2 separate regions of the Mus musculus genome follow, and region 1 is linked to region 2. Evidence: chromatin loops called from intact Hi-C (ENCODE). Cell type or tissue: heart. All regions are shown on one strand. Each heading gives the region's core, and the rest is flanking DNA. Links, peaks and the distances in the headings are about the cores only. Region 1 has its middle 8.3 kb from the start of Gm41469. Region 2 has its middle 170 kb from the start of Gm22448.

Evidence for each region. A loop is a pair of places that touch in the nucleus more often than their neighbours do. Peaks named below come from ENCODE experiments on the same cell type or tissue, not always from the same donor. Only the 100,000 strongest peaks of a DNase experiment are listed, where the experiment ranks them.
Region 1: a loop joins it to region 2, with 6 times the contacts of the local background. A loop is called at or near these places in 4 of 42 quality-filtered maps.

What each region holds. Positions count from the first base shown.
Region 1 is chr16:65,710,281-65,720,562 of GRCm38, reverse strand. No RefSeq gene overlaps it. Among named protein-coding and RNA genes, the nearest start is that of Gm41469, 8.3 kb to the left of the region's middle. In heart, for the core only: a CTCF peak has its summit at 4,737; no DNase peak of the experiment used is centred there.
Region 2 is chr16:66,081,987-66,092,268 of GRCm38, reverse strand. No RefSeq gene overlaps it. Among named protein-coding and RNA genes, the nearest start is that of Gm22448, 170 kb to the left of the region's middle. In heart, for the core only: a CTCF peak has its summit at 5,547 (motif pointing right); no DNase peak of the experiment used is centred there.

The sequences.
Region 1 (10,282 bases), core at 1,294-9,293, 370 kb after region 2:
AAGCCCTGTGTCATCTTTCTAGCTCCAGCAAAACAACAACAACAACAACAACAAAAAGTTATGTTTCAGCAAAACATGAAGCATGATTTGAATGCAATGTCACAAATAAATACAATTAACGGCTTTGCATAATGAGTTTCATATTTTTCTCATGGCATGGAAAGATTAGTGTAATGATGTAATTTCAGCTTTGAATAAGTAACTGTAAAGACAGGATGTTGTTGTGTGTTTTATATTATTTTTCTTTTTAGTAAGTTTGTTTGATAGCGTTATGTTTTGCTTGTTTGTCTGAACTTTGCTGAAGCAGGATTTGAAGAGATGAATGTTCAGGGATAAAATACAATGACAGTGAACTGGAAGAGAAGAAAATTTTCAAACACAAAGTGGAGTATTTGAACTTCCAGAAACCTCAGCACAGAGGAAACCTAGAGAAAACTGGTCATTTTGTTAAATTCTGTATGACAATTTATAATAAGTAAACTCCGCAATGGTGGCTACCTATTCTTTGAGATGATTCCCTAACCTCTAAAATAATTACCCCTATCAGGTATTATTCTAATGGTTCCCCCTTTTATTCTCTGAATTTGTGGAATAAAGTTTCTATCATTACATACTGAGAATAAGTAGCCGTGAAAGGCTGGAGGAAATTGTGGGGTAATAAAGAGATGGCCAGAGTCCTCAGGGAGAAGCCCACCAAAACCAAAGTCTTTGATCAGAGAGCTGACAAATAATGAGGCAAGCATGGAAGCAGGATCCCTCAGAAGGAGACGGGAAGGATGCATATTCTTATTATCTGCAGTATGATCAGGATCCAAGCCATTCACACAGAAATCACAGAAAATTCTGTTCCACAAGCAGCTGGAAAGTATGGTAGACAGACAGCATGTAGGGTGTGGCTCTTCACCCTTCCCTTGGTGCTTTGGGGGATGACTACATCTCAAGGTTCATAAATGATGCTTGAAGCTTTCATCCTCAAGTATGTTTGAGTTCACCTGAACCCTTTACCAAAAGTTAAGACCTATGGGAAACTTCCAATTTCTACATTACACTCAAGGCCTGCTCGAATTTAGCAAAAACCTCCTGGAGAGGTACAATGTATTTTTATCTGAAGTTACCACGTTCTTGTTGCTTTTATGAGCCAGAAACTCTGTTTTAAAAGGAGCAAACAATCTGTAAGTTGTCCAGCATTAGGGTGACTACAGAAGTCCAACCTTGTGATAAGGCATACACTATTAAATTGCTGCACTTCTTTACTCTGCTTATATCTGTTTCCTCCCTTTATAGACCCCAAGAACAAGATACACTTAAATTTACCATGAATGACAGTTTTACTAGACTCATAGGATAATTTTGGCACGAATTAATATTTTCTTTCCTTCTCGTAGAGAGATATATGGTTTTTCTAATAGAAATGGTGTCGTATTTTTTTAAGACAGTGGTTTAAAAAATACACAAAACCACAATACAAAATCAAACAAAACATAGCCAGCTGCCTTTGCAAAAATGACAGTCATGGCTGAGTGGAAGGCACAGATGTTTGGGACCCAAGGGCAGCAGGCCAAAGGTCAGGGATAGAGGTCTATTTTTGAACAAACATGGAGCAATCGAGGTGGAGAAACACTGGCTACAGGACAGGCTTTCCATATAATCTGAACTTAACCTTTAGGCCTCTGTCAGGCCCGAGAACACATGCATTTGTTCTGCTCATGGTGAGTACCTTCCTCACTGACACCTGCTTTCCTCCTCCACCAACCTTTCTTTCCCTTCTCTCCATTCTCTCCTGGAATATTCCATGTTCTCATTAACAGCATCTTTCATTACCACCTGTTCAGTTGGCTTCTTAGCTGATTATCCACAAGATACTTTGCCTCCTAGACGAAAGAGTCATTTTCTTAAGTTAGCAATACTGAAAAGACAAACTTCAATAGAAATGAATCCAGATCTAAATATTTTTTTACAGAGAACTAAAGCATTTCAAAGCATTCTGCAGTCATGTCTATATTATATTTTGTTGCTATTCTGTACTTAGATTTTTGAACCTGGCATGTGTTTGATAAACATGTGTTTGATAGAGAGCCAACACATGCTAAAAGCCATCAGTAAAGGCTCTGGGGTCAGACAAATTTACCTGTGAGAATGTTAGAGTACTAAGTCATTGAATTCTTGATTCTTTACCTACATTCAGAATATATGGCCAATATATTAAACAAAATAAAAATTTGATGAAGTCAATGACTTTATAATGTCAGTGAAGTGCACAGGTTAATTTTAATTCATGGTATTCCTAAAACATGAAGGAAAAATGACATAGGAAAGTCTCATTGGATAGATAATCCGTGACATGTTCCCTTGTATCCTGGTATCCTGACCCACTTTGTTATAGTTCTAAGCACATTTTTAAAATGCCTTTTTTTAGTGCAGTAGATAGAAGCTAGTGTCTTGAATATACTAGGGAAGCACCCTACAACTGGGCTACCACCCCAACCCTAGAATAGTCAACCATATGTAAATTACTGCTTGTAGTGTTTTTCTAAGTTGCTTTTTAACTTTTCACATTACAGTCAATTTCTCCAAATTGATACCATATTATGTTCTATATGATTTGATGCTTTTGTTAATTTATTCAATATTCTTAGTATGTGAACAGATTTTTTTCTAAGTATTATCACTTTAAAAATACTTGGGACCTTTGGGATAGCATTGAAAATGTAAACGAGGAAAATACCTAATTAAAAAAACAAAAAAAAAACAAAAAACGAAAAAAAAGATGAAAACACTGTTAAACTGAGGGGGAAAACTCTTAGATGTTATTTAGTTAATATGAACCATTATTTGCTAAGATACTAAGTTAAAAAAAAACTATTTCTTTTGATTCCATGTGCAAATTTAATGAAGAACAGAAGACATGACAAGGACCTCCAGAATAGCAACTACAAAGCAAAGGGCAGCCATAAGTCTCATGAGCTAATGAAAATATCAGCACTCCAATAAGCACCTTGAGGCTGCATGAGGTAGTGACACAAGCAAAGCTCAGATGTTCATGGTTCTGCGTGCTGGGGGATTACTTCCATTGATTCACAATTAGGATTAAAAAGTAATTCAGAAAGTACTACACAAATACTAAAAATTGAGCTCTCGGCTCTATCTGCTTTGAAAAGATGAGTTGTAAGTAGTCAGGAGAAGCTCTGTTAAGAGCTACACAAGTTGTCGAAAGATGTGAGGAGAGAGATGTGACCGTGGGTAGGCATGAAGGTCTGTATTCCGTACCACTCTTTGGGAGGCCATCTACCTATCCTTCCCAGTTCTTCCTGGCACTGCAGTTTACTGCCTTCCTAAGGGAACCGGGTAGAAGTACATCATTCTGGCTTTCAGATAAAAGAAGATGTATTGAAGAAAGCAGGAAAGAAAATGTTGCCTATCTCATTTGTACCCCACCACCACACAGATTAGAGAGATATATTCTTCTATTTTAGAGAATGAAAATAAATGAAGACAGAATACCTTATTCCATCTCCACTGTGAGGATGTTAAAGAATTACAAGAGTGGGCATAATATTCAAAAACATGGATTCTGGAACGTTAGCCTAAAGTCATTGGAGTGTCTTCAATATTTATCTTCCAATCTCGGGCAACATAACAAGGTTCAAGTGTCCAGTCTCTGAAAGAAGAGAATAAAAGTCAATATAGACAGTTGTCTTCAGGATAAATGTTAGGCCCCCTTAACACCAAGCAACCAAAGACCCCATTTTTCAGACCAGGGCTCAATAGTTACAAAAATTGCCTCAAAATCAGGCAGATAGCTGCATAATGATGGGAACAACTTCAGATTTGATCGAAGATATTGCTAGTTTCACAGTGTGACTGAGGCACTGGACTCCTTGACCATGAAGGCGGGATCCCAAGAGTCAGAGTTGATCCAGGTGATCATCGGTTATAGTAGCCAAGAGGTTGTCTCCATTCCCTTCCTCCAACATTGGAAAGTACTGATGTAGCCTGTAGATATGGCACCAAGTAGAGACTTGTCCTTTGGTTTGGTTCTATATTACTGCCATCTATGCTGTGAGCCTCAGTGTACCCATGAGACTGTGCAAATCTGTGCCACACAAATGTAACACAGCTTAATGTTCACATTAGCAACAAGCAGTTTTGATCACCATCATTACCCCAACTTTGGACAATGTAATATGAAGCCAGGCTCTTTTCTCTAGGTGGTGACACATAGAAGCTAGGACAGATTTCTCTCTCTCTCTCTCTCTCTCTCTCTCTCTCTCTCTCTCTCTCTCTCTCTCTCTCTCCTCTCTCTCTCTCTCTCTCTCTCTGAAATGCAAAATGTGAGTGAAGAAACACTGCATGTTCAGCCCAGCACTCTCCAGTAGAAACCCCAGGACAGCTGCAATGCCAGACAGACACTCATGACACCATTTTATAAAATGTCTAGTCCCGTATCATTGATCTAGGATTGCTAGCAATGGTCTTGGGCAGAAGGCAACCATGGGTTCTACCCTAGTGTGGTGCAAGTCTGTGAATTCAGGGTGGGACATGGCTTAGCCACATTAGTGGCTATATCATAGCTCCAATGAGACTTTCAAGGAAAGTTTACCCATTTAGGAGTTCTAGGAGCTAAGATAAAGTAATACATCTGGTGTGGATTTAGGAGATACCTGGGGTTGCATCTCTAGTGCTGGAAGAGTGTTAGCCCTTCTGCCAATTTCACTGCAAATCTGAACTTATATCTCCCTCTAGTGATGAAAAGAAAGAAGCAACAACACAACCAGAAAATTGGTGAATCCTATAGAATTCCATTAAAGATGGAGTAATAGATCCAGACTATGAATACTAGAATAAATATTTTCCAAAAGTATTTAAAAAAAAGAGCTTCAAGATCTTTCAGGAAATGATTACCTCAGTTAAGTATTAAAAGAAACTGTCAGACTCAAACAAAGGATATCAAATGTGAGCAAAACATCAGAGACCCTAATGTGGCTGCCCAAGGAAACACAGTGGGAATCAAGAATACATTAGTGATTTCAATAATTATATCAAATAATTTTAATTGATAAATAGTAAAGGAATGTGAAAATCAAACAGAAATCCTTGATCTAAAAAGCACACCTAGCAGATTTTAAAATGCAATAGAAGGCTTCATTAGTTGGATGGGTCAAATTCAAGTGACTTGGTGTGCTCAAAGACAGGCCACTGGGAAATGTATAGGTGGAGGGTAAGAAAGGACCAAGGGTGAAAATAAGGCTTATGAGAACAATGGGGAAGCATTAGAAGAGCTAAATGTGAGTTACTGGGGCTTCAACAATGGGATCTGAGATTGAAAAAAAAGTACAATGCTCACTCTAAGAACTAGCAATAGAACCCTTCCGAAGCTGTTTGCACATATCCAGACATAGGAATGTCAGCAGTCAGCAGTCCAGCTTAACTTAATCAGGCCTATTCCAAGATACCCTGTAAGTGGCTCGCCAAAGGTGAAAGACAACAATAAAAAATGAGGCTCAAGGCAACAATAAAACAGAAGTAACAAACACAGCATGCGTCCTACTCTTCTGCAAAGGCTGCTTTTCAGCAAAGATCTTGCAGCCAGAAGGTAGTTTGAGGTTTTCACAGTTCATAAGGAAAAAAATCATGAAACAACAATGTTTTACCCAACCAAGCTATTCTTGAGAAGCAAGGAAAAGATGAAGTCATTGCTTAACAAAGACTGAGAGACTAGGCCATTTTCTGAAGTTCAAAAAGGCTTTTTTTTCCCAACAGAAGTAGAGATGCGATTCCCTAAAAAATAACAACCATAAAATTTTCTCATAAAAATTTTGAAAAGTGGAAATTATAAAACTCACTGGTAATACTATGTAGACAGCCAGAGTGCTCTAATATTATAGCTACACAGCATAAGTAATTCATTCTTTAACATGAAGATTAAAGGAAAAAATAGCAAACTAATTACTACATTAATAAACTAAAATCAGGCAACATAAAATTAAATTTGGAAACAAAAATTAAATGTAGGGAACATAGGCATTTTGGGGGAAAATTTGTGCGATTATAAGTAACCAGTTAAGGGTACTGAATCATATGATAAAGATGCTGTCATAGTATGTATATTCTTGGACCACTCTAGAGTTGAACCCAGATCTATCCTTTCTGAGTCTCTAGAGGTAGTATTAATATAGTTCCCCCAGAAATGAGGTGTTACATTTGTCATTGTAATTTTAATAGGGATAAAAAACTTATAATCCATATCTTGAGTACATCCCTGGTATGTCTGTTTTGTTTTAAACAAAATAATAGCACCAGGTTTTTAAAAGAAGCATGTTTATATCTGTGAAAAGGATGGGCCATATGAGTTAGCAAACTGAACTTTAAACTGATGGGAAACTGAACTACACCTGATAGTTCAAGAGCACTATCATCATTGCCCACATTCAGTAACACAGACTTCAATCTGGCAAGTCAATACCCTCAGAACTCGACTGCAGTTATTAACCACCTCAGCAGAGATAAAACTTCATCCTTTTACTTTGAAACTCTATCCAGTTTCTGACCATGTGTCATATTCTAAAATTCAGGGCACTCAATCATTGGACTATTCCAAAGGAAGTTATATCATCTGAATGTTTCTAAGATCTCAAACTAATAAGACCTGGTAAGCATGAGACAGCGTGTACTCAGTATGTGGATATTATATATGCATGAAAATTCTGAGCTACACTTTCAGATGTTTCTATGAATGCTACAGGATTAGGGTCACTGTGCCTTGACTCCTTATGATTCATTGTTTAATGAGCAGCTACTGATATAGAAGGCAATGTACCCTCTAGTGGGAATGTAGTGGGTCACCTAACAGGGGATTCGGATACCAGACATGATAATGGCAATTCAGAATCCACACTCTCTGGAATCTATGAATACAGATCGACATTACTTGTTAACATGGATTTTGCATATATAATTCAGGATTTCAAGTTGGGATATTAGGCTGGGTTATACAGTTAGGTATAGTCTAGTCTACAGATTGTTGAAAATGGAATCTGTCCCTCATTTCAAGGGAGGAAGATGTACATGCAGAAAAGGAATCAGAGAGATACAGCATGCCTGGGATCGAAGACAGGAAAAACAAGAGTTTACACAAGAAATGAAGTGAGGCCCAACTATTAACCAGCACAAATAAGACAATGAACTCGCAACCAAAGCTTCTAGAAGACATCTAGGTCTAAAATCAACTTCATTTTAGCTCAATAAAAGTCATGTAATGCTTTCAAAATAAAAATTATATTTTCAATATTTTCATTTTTGCCTTCACACATCTATAGAATTTATTACACAGTAAGAGAAAATGAATATTGGAACATGGTATTTTTTGAAGCTGGTATAGATAAATAAGCCATAAGTAGAGCATTTTCATTCTTGGGCCTAAAGACTCAACAGACTCTTATCTCATCCTAGAGATGTCCCACACCTCCTCACCCCCATCAGTTGCAGCTTTCCATTCATTTTTATGACTATCCAGCTGTCTCTCCTCTCTTGATCCTGAACACCTCACTCCCCTCACCACCCACCTCACTCCCAGTTCCCTCCCTCCATCTGTCTCTTATGACTATTCTATTCCCCCTTCTAAGTGAGATTTGAGCATCTGTGTTTGGGCCTTCCTTCTTTTTTAGCTTCTTTGGGTCTGTGAAGTGTAGTATAGTACCTGTATTTTATGGCTAATATCCACTTGTAAGTGAATACATACCATGCACTCCATGGGACTGAGTTACCTCACTCAAGATATTTTCAAGCTCGATCCTTCTGCCTGTAAAATTAATGATGTCTTTGTTTTTATTCGCTGAATAGTATTCCATTGTGTAGATGTACCACATTTTCTTTATCCATTCTTCAGTTGAAGGACATGTATGCTGTTTCCAGTTTCTGGCTATTACTAATAAAGCGTTTATGAACATAGCTGAGCAAGTGTCTTGTGAGCTTTGGGACATCTTTTGGCATACATGCTCAGTATAGCAGAGTTTTGAGGTAGAACTGTTTTCAATTTTCTGAGAAACCCTCAGAATCAATGAGGGTGACCTTACCTGTCACTCACAATATTGGGGATATGGAACCTGCAGAGGTCACCTCCTGTAGCCAGGCAGTACCTTTAATGAAGCAATAAAGATACCAACCCTCCAACAAAACTTTCAACCCAAATGCATCCCATCTACCAGAAATGAAGGCACAGGGGATGGAGCAGAGACTGAGGAAATGACCAACAAATAGATGGCCCAACTTGAGGCCCATGGCAGACTAACCACCAATCCCTGATACTATTAATAATATGCTGTTATGCTGGCAGACTTGAGCATATTCTCCTATAAGAGGCTCCACCCTCTCAGCAGCTAATTCAGACAGATACAGACCCCCACAGCCAAACAGTGGATGGATCTTTGTGACTCTGATGGAAGAATAGAAAGATGGATTGTGGGTCCCCAAATGGGTAGGAACTCCACAGAGTCAACTAACCTGGACCCTTGGGGCTCTCAGAGTCTGAACCACCAACCAAAGAGCATACATGACTGGACCTAGGCCTCCCTGCACATATGTAGCTGATGTTCAGCTTGTTCGTCATGTGGTTCCCTAACAATTGTATTGGTGGCTATCCCAAAAGCTGTTGCCTGTATGATGAGATGTGTTCCTCTAGCTGGGCTGCCTTGTCTGGTCTCAGGAAGAAAGGAAGTGCCTAGTTTCACAGAGACTTGGTGTTCCAGGGTGGAGAGATACAGGGGGTGGGGTGGGGTGGGAGGAATAACACACTCGGAGGAGAAGGGTGTGTGTGTGGGAAGGATTGTGAGAGAAGGCCACTGGGAGGGGGCAATGAGCAGGATCTAAAGCAAATGAGTAAAAAATTAAATTAAATTAATAAAAAAAGGCTTGATAGACTCAACAACGTTCTAAGTGTCAACAACAGAGAGGATAACTAATGAACTATTTGGGGACCATGAAGAAGGTGTGAGTCAATAGGCAGACTTCTGAAAGCTTTTCTGGTTTTATATTTTGTCTTATTAGAATGGGACTTTGATTACACCATTGACCATTACACAATTCGTCTGCTGACATTTTGAAAATCATCTCCCAGATATGTCCCTTGGCTGTGTTGGAGATCAAATATCTCACCTAGAATATGTGACTTGCATATGTGACCAGTCTGACCTTCAAAGAATTATCTGTTAGCTGATCCACCAAATGATAACATCCATAGTGCCCCAGTTTTAAATGAAGTAAAGCAAGGATTTATCAGTCTCCAAGGGCAGAAGAAATACATATATTATATACATACATAATACATATACATACATAATTTATATATATACATACATATGCATACACATACATACACACCCATATACACACACACACATATATACATATACTCTCTTCTTGCTTTGTTCCTTCCTGCTCAATCTGAATCTTACCTCCTGGTAAGTCCAAATTATTAATAATAGATGAAAGCATTCCACAGATTTACCCGTGCTCAGCACAAACCCCTGCTGAATGGAGAGGAGGTATCTTAAAAATCAAGTAGATGATGCAGTCAATTTGTAGAACATCTCTCAAATTCCTCCTATAATTGATGGAAAAAGTACCCAAAGTGTCAAAGTTATGAAAGTTAGGTCTCACGTCTCTCAAAGACAATCCTCATTGGAACTTATCCTATAGTACTACTGATCTCCCAGCATCGTCAGTTAAAGCTGATTTCTAATGTATCATTATTCAATCGATGGTATGTGATGTTGATATCGAACCCCTACCCATGAAGTGTAGGACTTCTTTACAACACACATATATTCTGGATTTAGATATACTTGCCTTCATCACAAAGCTTCTCGCAGTGACACTATTCTGTGCCTTGCTGACTACTGTAGTATCCAAATGCAATATTACATCTCTCTGAGAAACTTGATTTTTTTTCTGCAAAGCGCGTGAGGTGATTCAGCAGTTTCTCATGAGTCACATCACGTAGATATAACTTAAGCAAGTTGATACTATCTCTCCAAGTAGTTGTGGGGCTACTTGGAGAATTCTTTTAATGCTGGAATGCTGCCCTACAAGACACAATATAAGATTGCAGCATTACTTTGACTTATAAGCAAGAACTGGAACTCTTTCATTGAAAGCTATGAATAAATGGCTTAGCAACCAAGGATTGAAAAGATGATAGACAGGTCTCATGTATCTGGTACTGAATAAGATAATAAAATATTTTTCCACGTTTGCATATTCTTCAATGCTGATAGCTTACATACAA
Region 2 (10,282 bases), core at 1,097-9,096:
TTTCCTTAATTGTTACTCTCTGTGTGTGTGTGTGTGTGTGTGTGTGTGTGTGTGTGTGTGTATACAATGTATAGGTACATGCATATATTCCTACATATACATATGTGGACCTAATGAACTTTGCTCATCTGGCTTGCACTTTTAAAAGTGCATTTATTTACCATCCAATTTCAGTGGCCGCTTTCCTCCTAGTATCTTCTCAGTCCTATCCTTTTCCATTCAACTCTTCCCTTCTCCTTTAGGAAGGGGGAGCCCCAGTTTAAGTGTTAGCCACCTACACTACCCCCTCTCCCAACCTCATATCAATTTGCTACAGTACTAGGTGTATCCTCTCCCACTGAGGCCAGAGCATTTATAGTAATGGGATCCACAGGGAGGCAGGCAGGCAGGTCACAGACTCAGAAACAGCCCCTGCTCCAGTTGTTTGGGGACACATATGAAGACAAGCTCGCTCATCTGTTACATATGTGCAGGGTAAGAGGATCAGCCTATGCTTGCCCCTTTTGTTGGTGATTTAGGTTATGGGAACCACCAAGTGTCCAGGTTAATTGACTCTAGCTTCTTGTGGAGTCCCTGTCCTCTTCAAGTCTTTCTCCCAATACTTGGATTAGACTTCTCAAGCTCCATCTAATGTTTGGCTATGGGTCTCTGCATTTCTTTCCATGAGCTGCTGGGTGGAACCTCTCAGAGGACAGTTATGCTAGGTTCTCATCTAGAAGCATAACAGAGTATGATTAATGGTGTCAGGGATTGGTTCGTACCCATAGAATCGGTCCCAATTTGGGACAGTTATTGATTGACTAAATGATCAGTCCCTACTTTTTGTCCCTGCACCTCTTGTAGGCAAGGCACATTTTGGTTTGAAGGTTTTGTGGGTTGGTTACTGTTTTTATCCCTCCATCAGGAGTCCTGTCTGGCTAGAGGAAGTGAACACATCTAGATCCATATCCCCCACTGTTAGGAGTCTCTGCTTTATTTGCCCCCATATGCCCAAAATTCAAGGGGCAACATATGCTGGTGAGGTTGTGGAGCAAGAGGAACACTCATTCATTGCTGGTGGGAGTGCAAACTTGTACATCTACTCCAGAAATCAGTTTGGCACTTTAAAAAAATGGAGATAGTTCTACCTCAATAACTATCCACTCTTGGGCATATACCCAAAAGATGTTCCACCATCCCACAAGGACATTTTCTCAACTATGTTCATAGCAGCTTTATTCATAATAGCCAAAACCTGGAAACAACCCAGATGTGCCTCAACTGAAGAATGGATAAAGAAAATGTAGTTCATTTACACAATGGAATACTACCCAGCCATTAAAAACAAGGACATCATGGATTTCACAGGCAAATGAATAGAACTACAAAATATCATACTGAGTGAGGTAACCCAGACCCAAAATGACATGTATGCTATATTCTCAGTTATAAGTGGATATTAGCCATTAAGTACAAGATAGATACAGTATAATCCACAGACCCAAAGAAGACAAATGACAAGGAAAGCCCAAGGGAGAATGGTGAGGGACAAGTGAAATTAGCTATGTGGGGATGCAATCTTTAGGACATGCCAGATACCTGAGATGAATAAAGGCATAATCTTTAATTAATTAATTAATTAATTAATTAATTAACTTTACATCACGATCACAATGCCTGTTCTCTCCTCTCCTCCCAGGTGGTCCCTCTCATATCCCCTCCCTCCATCCCTATTCTGTTTCTTTTCAGAAAAGCGGATGGTTTCCATGGATATCAACCCACCTTGCCATATGAAGTGTCTGCTTCTATTTTTCACACTGTCTTGCAAACTTGGTTGAACACTGTTCTCAATCTGAATTCTGTTGAGTAGTTACTGCCCTGTACTTGTGTGGCATTACTATGTACACTCTCGTATTCATTGTATACTTTCTATAGTTCTCCTTTTGAATCTTTCTTCAGCCCTACTAGAACCTTCTGGGAACATAGCAACTTCACATGGCCATTCTCTCATAGCATAGTACTCAAGGAGAGAACCAGTTGCCTTATCCCTATCAAATTAGATTTATCTTCAATGTAGACAGCATCCTTTCCATGAGACACCCTCAGATCCTACTTCACTCTCTCATTAGGCATGTATAGTTTAATGTAGGAGTCGTATATTACCATAGTCTTATTTTTTAGTTCATTTTATGGAATGCTTCCCTTGCTGACTTCCTGTCTTCCTATTGTAAATTACAAATTCTATCAGATTTTGTTGAACTTTTGCTTATTTACTTACATTACCTAAGGCAGAAAGCACTTTTTTTGTTTTACTGCAGCCTGAACATTTATTTGGGGGATACCAGAATAGTATTTCAAATTCAATTTGTGTAAATCCAGCTCCCCACACTATTGTCAAACTTAGTTTCTTCTCAAAATCCATCTCTGTCAGTACCATCAAGTCTGTTGCAATCACAGGTAGCCTCTGACTTTTTGTTTTTCTCCAGGGAAAATGAACACTGATTGTGTTTCCAGGATACACAATCTTGGATTTCTATGTGTTACTTTTAAAAGAAAACAGTAGAGTGTAATGTAACATTGTTTACATTCACGTAGCCAAGATCTAGGGCAGTCATGGAGGCTTATCAAATCACCTTCAGCTTCTTATTTAAACCAACACTCACCCACCACCTCTTCACAACATAGTTAAATGTCTCTCTTTGAAAAACTAATAACTTAATAAGACCCTGAGTAGTGCAAAAAATAAAGACTATGTTCTTTCTGTTTGGATTGTCATAAAATTAGAATCATGTCAGGGGCAATTTAGTGTTCTTGCATATTCTCTTGGTATTGTGTTTATGAAACTGACTCCCACCCTTATTGACAACACTCAAATTTCATTTTTAGTATTTTAATAAGTCTATGCTTTATGGGGAGAGTATTCAACTTTATCTTACAAGAAATATTTGTCAGTAATGTCTCTTTTCTAATAATAATTTTCTTAGCAACACTAACATGCAGATTTATCAGTTAACGCTATACAGGTTACAGACTACATTTGAAGATTAAATTCAAGGGAAGACAAAATGGATAACAGACTTGTTAAAACTGCTCAACACCATACTATCATGGAAAGGCCAATCAAAACCATAATGTGTTACCATGTCATCTCAGTGAGAATGACTCATATTCAAATGTATTTAAAGATTCAAATGCTGACAAGGCTGTGCAGAATGGGGCATATTTGGCCACTGTTTCTCAGGATAGTGATTATTACAAAAGTTATGGTAGTTTCTCAAGATATTAAAATATAGATAGTTTCTTTCACTGAAAAAAATCATACAATATATCCTCAACATATACTCCAACAAATTTTTCCCTACCTCCCTGCCCATCCAGGTCTACGCCTTTTGTTTTTCATATTCCCATTCAGGAATCCCATAAAGACACTAAACTGAGAGCTATAATACATACCTAAAGCATCTGTAAATTTTACGGGGGTGGAGAATAAACAAATAAATGAATAATAAATAAGAAAGAAAGAAAGAAAGAAAGAAAGAAAGAAAGAAAGAAGGAAGGAAAGAAAGAGAGAGAGAGAGAGAGAGAGAGAGAGAGAGAGAGAAAGGAGGGAGGGAGGGAGGAAGGGAGGGAGGAGGGAGGGAGGGAGGGAGGGAGGGAGGGAGGGAGGGAGGGAGGGAAGAACAAAGGAAGGAAGGAGGGAAGGAAGTAAGGAAGGAAGGAAGGAAGGAAGGAAGAAAGGAAGGAAAAAAAGAAAGATCCCAACATGATATTATGAGAAAAAGAACCTTCAAGGATGCTGATAAGTTTGGTTTCTTCTGATCGTTTCTGTCTGAGCATGGGACCTACCTTAAGAGTAATTTGTTTGTCAATTAAGATATTATTGGAACAGACATTTTTTTGTAATTTTCTTTGTTAATTTCTAAATTCTAATTACTTTCTATATTAAACTAAATTTTTATTTGAAAGAAGTTATCAATTACAAATAGCTTCTGTTTTGGGGAATGTCTGTATATGTCTTCTTTCAGTTCTGGGACCCCACTGATGCAGACCCGTGCAGGCCCTGTGTATGCTGTTTCAATCTTTGTGAGTTCATATGGGTCTTGGTCCTGGTGTGTTTAGAAGGCTTGTTTCCTTGGTGTCTTCCCTCTCTTCTGGCTCTTATACTCTTTCTTTCTTCTCTACTTACTACAGTGTCTTCTGAGGGGAGGGACTAGATGCAGACCTCCCCTTTAGTGCTGGGTGTTACAAAGTCTCCCACTCTCTACATAGTGTCTGACAGTGGGTCTAGGTACTTATCTGCTGCAGGAGCAAGCTTCTCTGGTGATGCCTGAGCAAGGTACGGATCTATGAGTAAAGAAATATGTTGTTTGGAGTCATTTTATTACTATGTTACTTTGGCGTATTAGTATTTTGTTTTCCCTTAGCTCTCTGAGCTAATTCTCTAGTTTCATGTTCTTGGATACTTTAGCAGTGGAAGCTATGGGTTTCATCTCATCAGTTTGGCTTCATATCCAATCAAAATTTCATTGTTTGGATGTTCATTTCTAAAAAGAAAGAAAAGGCGTGGAGTTAGATGGCAGGGAAGGGTAGGGAGGATCAGGTCGGAGTTTGGGAAGGGGAAGGCATTATCAGAATAAATTGTATGGAAAAATATTTTTCAACATAAAAAAAAACAGCAGTTGGAGCAGAGTAAGTATCTATCCATTGAAAGGGCTCTGAGAGACCCAGGGGAAGCCCATTCCTCTGAGAGTGTGTTTGCATGGAGAGTGTAATTGACATCACTGAAATATAACCTCAGGACCAGTAAGGAGAAAGGGAACTGGAGTGAAGAGACGAAAGAAAGAAAGAGAATTTATGGTACAAAGCAGGAGCATGAACTGGATGCCGAGGAAAGGGAAAGTGGTGAGATGAACAGGGTTCACAAAAGATGTAAGCATCACACGAAGACATATTAGCAAGCTGAATGTGAAACGTCACAGAATGCACCACCAAGAATGACATCACAAGTTAAAAAGGCACAGGGAAGTGTTATGAACAATACATGAGCAATGTAGCCTTGAGAACAAATAAATAAATAGAAGTAAAGGGACGAGATATCATCAATCTTAGGTATAGTTTATGGACTATTGAAAATAATAGCCAAAGAGGAATGGGAACTGTTCCAGTGTTCTCCTAAGATAATGGAAACAAAAAAATTGGAGTTTGCATATCACTCAAGGAGTAACACAGAAATGTATGGTTGGAATAGATGTCTCTGACGAAATGATTTTACTTCATAACTTAGCAAAGAAGCAAAGGTTTAGAAAAACTGATGTCGCTGTTCCAAGTTTAAGAGTATAGAAGTTTCCATAGTGTAAACAGTAAAAGAAACACTGTTGCTTTAGCAATGATGTTAACAGCATATTTGTAAACTTTTTACATTCTAAATTTCCATTTCAAAATGTTTTAAAACATCTTTACTTCACATTTGCTTGTTAAAAGCAAAATTATGCTGCTTGTATACATATATTTTAAGTGGAAGCTTATTATTATAGTAGAAATGTACAAATCATTCCAGATCCTTCCACTAGATGTCACTCAAGATAAGGTTTCGCCCTGGAGCAGTCCCCACAACCCTTATCATTTAAGTAAATGAATTTAGTTTAATTTACTGCTCATTTTATTTCTGAGAGATGTCAAGCTTATGTGGCTTAGACCCTTCACCCCTATGTTCTAGTATTTTGGCATAAGATAGATGCTACTCTGCAGGCTACATGTAGAAAGAGAAACCTAGATACCCACCCACACACAAAGCCTTTGACCTGCAATCTGTCCTGCCTTCAAGAAGTGGTCAGGCAAGGGAGGCTCAAATCTTTGTGAAGTAGCCAACCAGTGTTTGATATAACTTGAGGCTGAATGTCCAAGAGGTAGTCCATCCCAGACACTGCCTGGTTAGGCAAAGAACCTTAGACTTGATAGCTCAGAGACCTAGGGTAGAACTGAAGCTGGCTGCCCACCTCCCTCAAAAAAAAAAAAAAAAATCAATGACATGATTCTGCTGGACTCATAGATTTGTTCCTTGTCGAGTCATCATCAGAGAGGCTTCCTCCAGCAGCAGAGAATCACCGGGCCAGACATTATGAAGAGAGAATCTAAATTGGAGGTCTCCATTGAGTTGTTCCCCTAGGAGGTCAGGGAACTACCCCTGCCCCCCTCCCATAAGAGGGGGAAGAAAGATTGTGGGAGTCAGAGAGGTTGGAGGATACAGAACATGGCCCACTAAACTAACTAAGCAGAGCTCATATGGGCTCATACGACTGAAATGGCAAGCACTGGCCGCATGGGTCTGCACCAGGTTCTCTGCATATATGTTATGGCTCTTAGCTTGGTGGTTTTGTGAAACTCCTGAGAATGGGACCAGGTGTACTTCTGACCATTTTTGCTGCTATTAGGATTTTTCCTTCTATTAGGAAAAAAGAAGAAATGAAAGGAAGGAGAGAAAGGAGGAGGGAAGGAAGGAAGGAAGGAAGGAAGGAAGGAAGGAAGGAAGGAAGAAGGAAAAAAACAGAGTATCTTTATTTTTTTCCATAAGGTAATGAAATTAATAAAAGTATGTTTTTAAAATGTCAGTTGTTCCCTGCTCATGGTCAATGTGATTTCAAATGTTCTATGTTAATTAATCCACACATTTACAGAGAGAAACGCTGGAATATAATTTGTAAAATTATAATATAAAATTAGTTTATATTTATATATTACATTTACTTCATATATCATCTCTTTGAATGGTAGGAAACCTAGACTTTGTGGTTCCAAGGGCTGGAGTGCTATTAGCACTCACATTGTTTCACAACTACCTGGAATTTCATTTCTGGCCTTTGTGGGCAGCAAACATATATGGTGCATACACATATATGAATGTCTCATTCATACTGTAAGAACAAATAAATTTTATATCTATAATACATATATTAAAACAAAGATTCTCTGATTAAGGTTGCCAGCAGCATGAGTCTGTGTGTACAAAGGTAAATATTTAAATGGAAGTCTGTCAGCATGATCATTTATAAAAATACCAATAGTCTTTCTCCATGAAGAACTATTATTTTCCCAGTCATAGGCTTTTGTCCAGGTTTATAGTACCAGAGATAAAACCCCTACTGTGGACCAAGCCTCCAATTCAATTTGAAAGCAGTTGGTTACTTTCTAACAGTCATGCTGCTACTGAAGAGCTGGATCTACCTTGTCTGTAATTTCTGTATTGTAGAATATAGGGTTCAGTGTTGTACTCTGCATAGCATCCTCCAGGCTTACTAAAACTGTCAGCCAGGTAGACAGTTTCCCGGTTGTTCTAGATTGTTTCTCTATGTCTCGTGGTCAATGTGTCTTACCACCTAATTGTGTTGAGCAGCTAAGAACAATAGCACTAACCTGGGCTATTTTGGGTGTCTGTGGGACTTTTCTAAATAATAAGCAACTATAAGAATTACATGCCAAGACTATAATTTTCTTTAATAACCTATGTCTTCTGACACTGCCCACCCATGCAAGATACCTCCATTGAAACCATTTATCATTTTAGACCAAGTTTCATTGTGGAGATCTAGCTGTCCTGGGTCTTGTCATGTAAACGATGCTGTCCCCAAAAATCAAAGGAAATACCAAATGTTGGGATTCTGGGATAATAGACATACATTAACCCCTCTTTTTTTTTTTTCCTTTCAATTATATTTTGTAATTGCCTTGCTAACTAGTGGATTTCCATAGTGAATCTCTTTGGTTTTGTTTACTTTGTATATGCTTTTCTCTCCCCCCTTCTCCCTTACTTCAATCCTGCTTAAACTTTTATTTTAGTTTGGTACACTTTACTTGCTTGATATAACGTGGTCCTGCCCCTCCACTTACATTTTTCAATTTGGCTGTGAGATAAAAGGCTTCCACATCTTTTTGTTGAACACCCATTTATTAGATTAACCTTCCCTCTACACCCTGACTTTACACATTCCTCCTACTTTGCTAAAGCCTTCCCAAACCCAGGGGTCTCCCTCTCCACTTTTAGTTTACTTCCAATCTTCTACCTGCTTTTTGCTTTTACCTTGCTTTTGTTAGATTTCTTTGTGTTGTTAAAGCAAAGAGAAAAAAAAAAAACAGCTAATGCAAGAGCATATTAAAGTTTGATTGATTGAAACACTAAAAGTCTTGATGTCGAAGCATTCTACTATATTTTAAGTGAAACAGAGCAGCTTAGTTTTCTTGCTTCATTATATATTTAAAGATTTACTTTTGCTACATTGGATTTAAATCAGTATTTTCAGGGTTTTCCTGTGGTTTATTGCATGGAGAAATACAATCCTTTGGGGTTTAAATTAAAACCTGTGAATTAACTTGAGACACTGAAAGCCCTGGGGAGGAGCAATACTTCCTCATTGTTCAGAGCCCTCTCCTGAAATTGGTCTGTTTTCTCTGTTTCCACAGAATGATACACTGCTGAAGTTAATAACTCAAATGTTTGACTAACGTCTGTCAAGGCCAGGTAAACCTGACCTCCCATCTTGGCCTATTGGGATCTTCAAAGATCTAAGTTGTAGCTGTAAATGGCCTTGGTAGAGGCAATTTGAGCAACATCACTCAAAACTTTGTCTTGACAACAAATGGTAGGTGATGAGAAATAATGCATTACCTAACTAAGTCACTCCCCCTCATTTATTATCGATGCATTCCTCTATATGACTCTTCACAAGTGTATAAGCAACCAAAACACATAAGACAGGAGGGAAACAAGCATATTAATGATAAAGAAATTGGTTATACTCAGTATGATGAAACTTAAGGCAGAGGAAAGAGGATGTGAAAATGAATATATATGTAGAAGTGAGATAATCTAGTGTATAAGACACTAGTACTTACCCTCTCAGATAATGAAACTAGTAACACATGCCCATAAATGGCAGCTGTAGAATTACAATCTGAAAATTTAAAAGTGAGTTTCTCCTTACTCCATGGAACTAGCACACAGTCAGTACACATGAAGGATTTTTATTTAGTCCTTGTGTTTCCAGAACAGAACTCAGCATTTACTATGGATAAAATAGCTCATTAAACACATTTCCTTTACAAGTATGTACATATGATTATATATATACACTGTGATGTGTATGTGTTTCTGTTTGTGAGGACATTAGTGGGATAGTGGAGGTCAGAGGGCAGGCACCCTCAGATGCTGTGCTTTTTCTGTTTCACATCTTGCCATGGTAAGAGTATACAAGTTAGATGGTATTGTGGCAGTTTTCCATGCTTCCTGGGCATCCATACTTAATCCCTCACATTTGCAATGTAAGTCTTTTCCCACTGAGTTACCTTCCAGCCATAAAATATATGGAACCAGAGGTGGATTACAACCCCTGTAGGAAGAAAAACAGTGTCAATTAACCCAGAACCCTCAGAGCTCCCAGAAAGTAAGCCACCAATCGAGAACAACACATGGGTTGGTTCTTGCCCCCTGGCACATGGGTAGAAGAGGACTGGCTTGTCTGGCCTCAGTGGCAGAGGAAGCACTTAATACTGTGGAAACTGGATAACCCAAGGAAGAGGGATGCCAGCAGAAGTGAGGTGGGGTGGGTGGGCAGGTGGAGGAGCACCCTCTCAGAGGTGGGGTGGGAGGAAGGGGAGAGGATAATGAACTCTGGGAAGGGGGACCAGGAAAGGGGGCAACTTGTGGAATGTAAATAGTTAAAATAACAAAGTGGGATCCATCTCAAGGGAAGGTCCCAAGACCTGACTCTATTACTGAGGCAATGGAGAGCTCAAAAGAAGGGACCTAACATTACTGCCCTCAGAAACACCCAACAAGTAGCTGAAAGAGTCAGATGCAGATATTTGCACACAACCAATGAACAGAAGCTGCTAACCCCTGTGGTTAAATTAGGGGAGGCTGAAAGAAGCTGAGAAGGGAGGACCAGCAGTCTTAATTAATGTAGAACCCCGAGATCTCTCAAACACTGGACCACCAAATAGGCCGCTGATATGAGGCCCCCAACACATATCCAGCAGAGGACTGCAGGTCTGTATTCATTCAGAGATGATGCACCTAACCCTCAAGAGACTGGAGACCCCAGAAAGTTTAGAGGTCACATGAGGTGGGGGTGGATACATCCTTCTGGAGACAGGGGTGTGGGGAGGAGGAATGGGATGTGGAACAGTTAGAGGGTGGATCATCGTGGGGGAGGGGGAAATAAAATATGGAGTGTAAAAATAAATTAATTGAAAATATATCTTTCATGGGCATAGGGGAAAAATTCCTGAATACAACAGCAATGGCTTGTGC